Regions from separate parts of the Homo sapiens genome. Here region 2 is linked to region 1. Evidence: chromatin contacts called from ENCODE Hi-C data. All regions are on one chromosome and are shown on one strand. The core of a region is the stretch at or near the end of the contact, and the rest is flanking DNA. Distances in the headings are between cores, read along the strand shown. Region 1 overlaps DTD1 (D-aminoacyl-tRNA deacylase 1). Region 2 has its middle 140 kb from the start of SLC24A3.

Region 1 (2,898 bases), core at 146-2,645:
AGAAGACTAGTGTGAGGTGGCTCAGAAGCCCCAGGCATGAATGTAGGCTTGGGCAGGAAACAGGATGAGGTGGTAGGGCTGAGGAGGGTTTAGAATTCCTGGAGGGTAAAGTGCAAGGCGAGAGGAAGTGGGTGGCGAGGAGACTGGTGAGGCTGTTTGAAGCTGGGTCTGGGTGGACTTCTGTAACACCTTGATGATGCTCTTCGGCCCTGAAGGAGAGGGCGGCCCTGGAAGGGATCTGGGTGGGGAGAGACGTTATTCTGTAATGAGTTTTAGTGAGATATTCACATGCCACACAGTCCGCACATGTGAAGTGCACAGTTCATGGCCTGTAGTTCATTCGCAGAGCAACCATCACCATGAGAAGACCCCTGTTTTTAGCTGTCACTCTCCCCTTCCCACCATCCTCCCCAGCCCTGAGCTGTAGATTTCTCTATTTTGGGCATTCCATGTAAAGGAGGGCACACAGTATGTGACCTTTGTGCATGGCTTCTTTCACAGAGCAGAGCATCATCGGTGTTTGTCCATGCCATGGCACGTGTCAGCACTTCAGTCCTTATTTCCATGTAATCTTCCATCATGTGGATATAGCACACTTCACTCACCCACCTAGCGGTGGATGGGCATTTGTGGGAGAGGTGGCCTAGGGTGAAGCAGAGGGGAGGCTGATGGAGAAGATGGTTTGTTCACTGTGGAAAGGGGGTTCCAGGGAGCTTAGGTGAGAAGGGGCTGAAGGAAAGGTAGCAGTGGCAGGAACATTGTGAGTGTGTGGGATAGGGGATGGGAGGGGCATGGGTAGGACCCTGGAGGGGTTTTCAGTCCCTTCATGGACTTGGAGACTGTCAGCCCCTCCTGGCCTTCCTGCCTCCTTGGCTGGCCTTGTCTACTTGCTGAATACTGGGGACCCCTCAGCCGGCAAGAGGGCCCTGCCTGGGCAATGGGCTAGCTAAAAGGTCCCCTGGAGTGTAGGGAAGAGGGCGGGGCCATCACCCTGAGTTTGGCTTCTGGTCAGTGGCACAGCAAGACCTGGCTGGGGGATGGGAGTCAGCCCATCTTCAAAGCCACTCGAACTCTGATTGAAAACCGTGCTCCCTATGAAACCTCAGTTTAAGATAAGCCCTCTAGCCCAGCGCTTCCTAAAGTTCAAGGTGCACAGGAGTCCCGTGGGGATCTGTCAGAATGCAGATTGTGGTTCTGCAAGTCTGGGTGGGGTCTGGGAGTCTGCATTCTGACAGCACTTTGGAGATCTGCCATTGCTGCTCCCAGGACCAGCCTCAATTCCAAACAGGTCGTTGCTCCTCAGTCCTATTTCGGTGTCTGGATGTGGGAATCTGTAAGTAGGGGAAGTGGAATAACCAAAGGGATGTGGCCCTAAGGTTGTCAGATCTTTTTGAGGCCTCATTTGCATAGGAAACTCACAAGAGCAGCTGTTGAGGCTGGCAGCAGTGCTTTCTCAGAGCACAAAGCAGTGCTCATGTGGCAGGAAAAGCCCCTGCCTGGGTCCCCTGGGTCTGTCTGGTGGTAGGTGTATTTTGAGTCAGGAGAATAAAAATAGTAAGATGGCTCTGAGCATTGCATCCATTCTCCAATTTCATTGTTAGCACACTTCCTCCCAGGAGTGACAATTCCTGACAGCATCCTGAAACTGAATTGAAGCTAATGACAAAGATACCTGGGAGCTGGGCACAGCAGCTTTTGTTTGTACCAAACCTACGGCCGATGCTTGCTTGCTTGATTGCTTAAGATAGGGTCTCACTCTGTTGCCCAGGCTAGAGTGCAGTGGTGCAGTCACGGCTCACTGCAGCCTTGACCTCCTGGACTCAAACCATCGTCCTGCCTCAGCCCCTCAAGGGGCTGGGACTACAGGCATGTGCCACCACGTCTGGTGAGTTTTTGTATTTTTTGTGGAGTGGGGTTTTTCCATGTTGCCCAGGCTGGTCTTGAACTCCTGGGCTCAAGTGATCCTTCCGCCTCATGGCTAAGGCTTTTATAGATACATTTTCTTCTACAGAAATAGAGTTCATGACAGTTTTGTCGTGGTTTGCTAACATTTCTTTTCAGAAGTAAATGGCAGTGATAACACACGTTCAATTTCTGGTTCTTTGTGAGCTACTGGTAGATCCTGAAACTGAACAGGCTCAACCATGGCCCCGGGGTATTCAGAGCTGAGATTTCAATTAAATTTGCAGAAGTGTCATAATAATACTTTTGAAGAGCACTTCATTTTCTCTGACAAGCTGCATACTGGAGAATTGTACATTTGTGATCAATAGTGGTTTTATTCCTCTTCAGATATTTTGTGGGGAAGCAAGTCATATATTAGAGCCCTTTGGCAAAGCCATGACTAAAAATGAAGTGTCATCACTTCTGTGCTTTAAAAAATTTATTATGTAATATTTGATAGCTGAAAAGGAGTATCTGTAATACACATGTGTCAAAAGCATAACGACAACACAAACAGCCTAGGTACTGCCTCCCAGCCTAAGAAGCAGAGCGACTTCCATACCCAGGGCCTTCCTGCCTCCTCCCTGCATAGCCTGCCCCTGGCCGGGAATGACCACTGTCCTGCCCCTTATGTTCATCACCTCCCTTCTTCCTTCTCTCTCTGAGTGGCTTCTATTGCACATGTGTGTCCCTAGGCAGGTGGCCTGGCCTTTGTATTTGAGCCCCTCCTCCAGTGCTGTCCTTTTGCTTGTGTCTTTTCTTCTAGGTGGGGCCTGTGTGTGCTCTCCTGTTTCTACCTGCTCCACTGCCAAACAGTCCCTCAGAGCTGACTCTTGTACTCTTCCCCAAAATATATGCTTTTTAATGATGAAGAGATGGGAATTGTGGTTTTTGTTTACTGCAGCCATTTATTTTCCCTATCAACACCTCAAGTGGTAAATCAATCTGTACAGA
Region 2 (2,898 bases), core at 257-2,756, 350 kb after region 1:
GATTATTTCTGAGTGGTGTTCTTGGGGGTGGTTTTTTTTTTCTCTTCCCAAGGCATTCTGCAAATTGGAAAATCACTCAGTCATGCTAATTGTGACAGCGTGAGACCTCTGTCAAATTACTGTGGTGCCTGTGCTCTGGGGAACATTGCCTTTTGAGCTGTAAAATGTCTTCTTTTACAGTAATGAACATCTTTTAGCAGCATAAGAATGCACCAGGGGGTTCCCAAGAAAATGGAATAGGTGGTTTCTCATGGGTAGGTTGCCCTACCCTCAACTTGATCTAATTATAAAATGATTGGATTTTCCTTAGATAATGGAGATGATGAGGAAAATCTACTTCATATTATGAGCCAGAGCTTCAGACTGTGGCAGTTTGTTCGTCCTTGGGCAATTGTGGTTGAGTAGCTAATTGAACAGCTTTGGGCTTTGAGAAATAGCCATACGCCTTTATCTCCTTCTCAATTTTCTCATCCTTTTATGTTTATTAACCTCTAAGCATGGTTGTTCCATCATGAATAAGAAAATTCTGAATCTTTGTTTTCCTTCTCCAGAAGGGATTTCTATCTGCAGTGGAGTGAGCCCAAGTTTACCACCAGGGACTAACTGGCAGAGATTCCTGGAGCACCTGCATGATGTGGGGGGCTTGTTGGCATTTGAGTCAGGAGGAAGTGGAGATCTGAGGCTTCTCAGAGTGAGCTTCAAAGAGTCAGAGAAAAGGTTAAAAGTCCTGTAGTCTTATTTATGTGAGACCTCACAACTAAGGTGACCCTTTAAACTTCCCATGGAATTACTGGCATGAACAACTTGCTACATTACTTTGGAATTATATCCTAGATATTTTAGAAAAATGTCCAAGCAATGCACGACATTGAAAACTGCTTATTTCCAACCATTCGTTGCTCAGTCACCAAGTGCTGGCCATTGCCTAGATCCTGGGAGAAGCGGAATGTTTGTTGGTTAAGAGCGTGGAGTTAGACTACTTGGTTGTGGTCTGTGTAGGGTGCAGGGCAATGGGAATATTTGAGAAAAACCTTAAGTTTATTTCTACAGTCAGAAATGTGTTCCTCCATTGGAAATCACTTCATATTTTTAGAGGAAGTGAGAGAGATGTGGAAAGTGTAGATAGAAAATTTTAGTATGATTGATTGCTAAAAAAAATTCCCCCGGAAAGCTATTTCAAGTAGAAAATGGTGTTATGTGGTCAGGTTGGGGCAAGAAAAAAATGAAATACACCAAGATTCTGAAGAGAGCAGAACATGAAAGATGAGCCATGATTCTTTGTAGCAATATCACGTGCTGGAAGCGTCCTGTTGTGGTCACTTTGTCCTTTGTGTTAACTCCACATCCCCCTGCACTTCCTGTCCCCTCCCACAGTTGCCCAACTCGGAAGCCCTCAGACAGGTCTCCGTGTCTGTCAGCAGCTCTGCCCTCAGGGCTGAGTGGCACCTTGCAGCACTGGCTGGATCCTGAGCAGTTCCTTCCTGTCAGCTGTTGGCAAATGCTGCCTTTTGAGCAGGACTCACCTTCCTGCAGCGTGGGAACTGGGGGTGGTGTCACCAACTGTTGGACTGTGACAACTGGCATGGCTAAGAGTATAGAAAGTATCTCCTACCCTGTCCTGCTCTGCCCTTCAAGCCCGGGCACTTCTTCCATTCTCCATTGTCCAAGGTCAAAGGAAGGGCTGGTTGACTCTCAGCAGTGGGATTCCCTGCCTGCCTGGGTACCCTCCCCAGCCCAGCTTCCTTCTAGGAGGTTGGAAACAGGCCCCGGCGAGCCTGGTGCCATGTCTTCATGGGAGTTGCTTACGTGGTACACCAAGCCCAGGTATAAGAGAGGGACCAGAAATGTCAACTGTTTTCTCGGTCCAGGATTTCTCCTTTGCAATGCCTGGAAGGATTTTTTTATTTTATTCTTTACTCTTTCTATTGAGACGTAACATGCATAAAATGCCTAAAATGCACTTAGGAGTGTACGGTCCTTCTACACCTGTATAAATAGCACCCAGATCAAGATTTGGAATCCTACTAGTATTCCAGAAGGTTCCTTATTTTCCTCTTTCAGTCAATAACTCCGCAGGCAACTACCATTCTGACCTCTATTTTCATCAGTTAGTTTTTCCTGTTTTTGTCATCGTATGAATGGAATCATGCCATATATACCCTTTTGTGTCTGGCTTCTGTGCTACTATGAACACTCTTGTATATCCTTTTGTATAGCATGGACTCTTTCTCTTGGGTGCATGCTAAGAGTAGAATCACTGGGCTATAGGTCCGAATGATGTATTTTGATTATGTTAACTTAAGCATGTGCGAGTTGGCACAACAAATAACACAGCTATAAATAAAAGTAGCTATGAATAAATTATAAGTGAGTGCCCCAGCTTTCAATCAACCACACTACCAAATGGAAGCATATTCATGTCATGTCAGGGAAAGGTGATGGCTACTGATTGCCTGGCTTTGAATCTTTGCTCTGCCACTTCCCTGCTCTGCCACTGGGAAAGGCCACGTCAGCCCACTATGCCTGAGTTTCCTCATCTGTAAAATGCTGATACTATGGCAGTACCTATTTCCTAGCAGCAGGAGTGCCTATTTGACACCCAGAGATTATTTCAACACGTCCTCCTCTATAGAACAAAATGATTCAATACTAACTGCATAGTAATACAAAAAATAACAAATTTCTTTATGTGTTCATTAGTTATGAAGAATTTTTTTTTTGAGATGGAGTCTCTTTCTGTCACCCAGGCTGGAGTGCAGTGGTGCTATCTCGGCTCACTGCAAGCTCCGCCTCCCGGGTTCAAGCCATTCTCCTGCCTCAGCCTCCCAAGTAGCTGGGACTACAGGTGCCCGCCACCACACACGGCTAATTTTTTGTACTTTTAGTAGAGATGGGGCT

Evidence for each region. A loop is a pair of places that touch in the nucleus more often than their neighbours do. Pooled maps may share reads with other maps.
Region 2: a loop to region 1 is called in a pooled map, with 6 times the contacts of the local background. The contact joins two enhancer-like sites. A Hi-C loop is called at or near these places in 8 of 37 single-sample maps with no recorded cell type and 5 of 50 pooled maps.

Annotation. Positions count from the first base shown.
Region 1 is chr20:18,727,281-18,730,178 of GRCh38, forward strand. The region is part of intron 4 of DTD1 (D-aminoacyl-tRNA deacylase 1); the gene reads left to right. Among named protein-coding and RNA genes, the nearest start is that of DTD1-AS1, 30 kb to the left of the region's middle. RefSeq lists an enhancer at 921-1,444. Within about 2 kb of position 1,396, at least 3 of the 41 ENCODE cell types and tissues checked have a DNase peak (open chromatin) inside an H3K27ac peak, as active enhancers do.
Region 2 is chr20:19,073,890-19,076,787 of GRCh38, forward strand. No RefSeq gene overlaps it. Among named protein-coding and RNA genes, the nearest start is that of SLC24A3, 140 kb to the right of the region's middle. Within about 2 kb of position 1,507, at least 4 of the 41 ENCODE cell types and tissues checked have a DNase peak (open chromatin) inside an H3K27ac peak, as active enhancers do.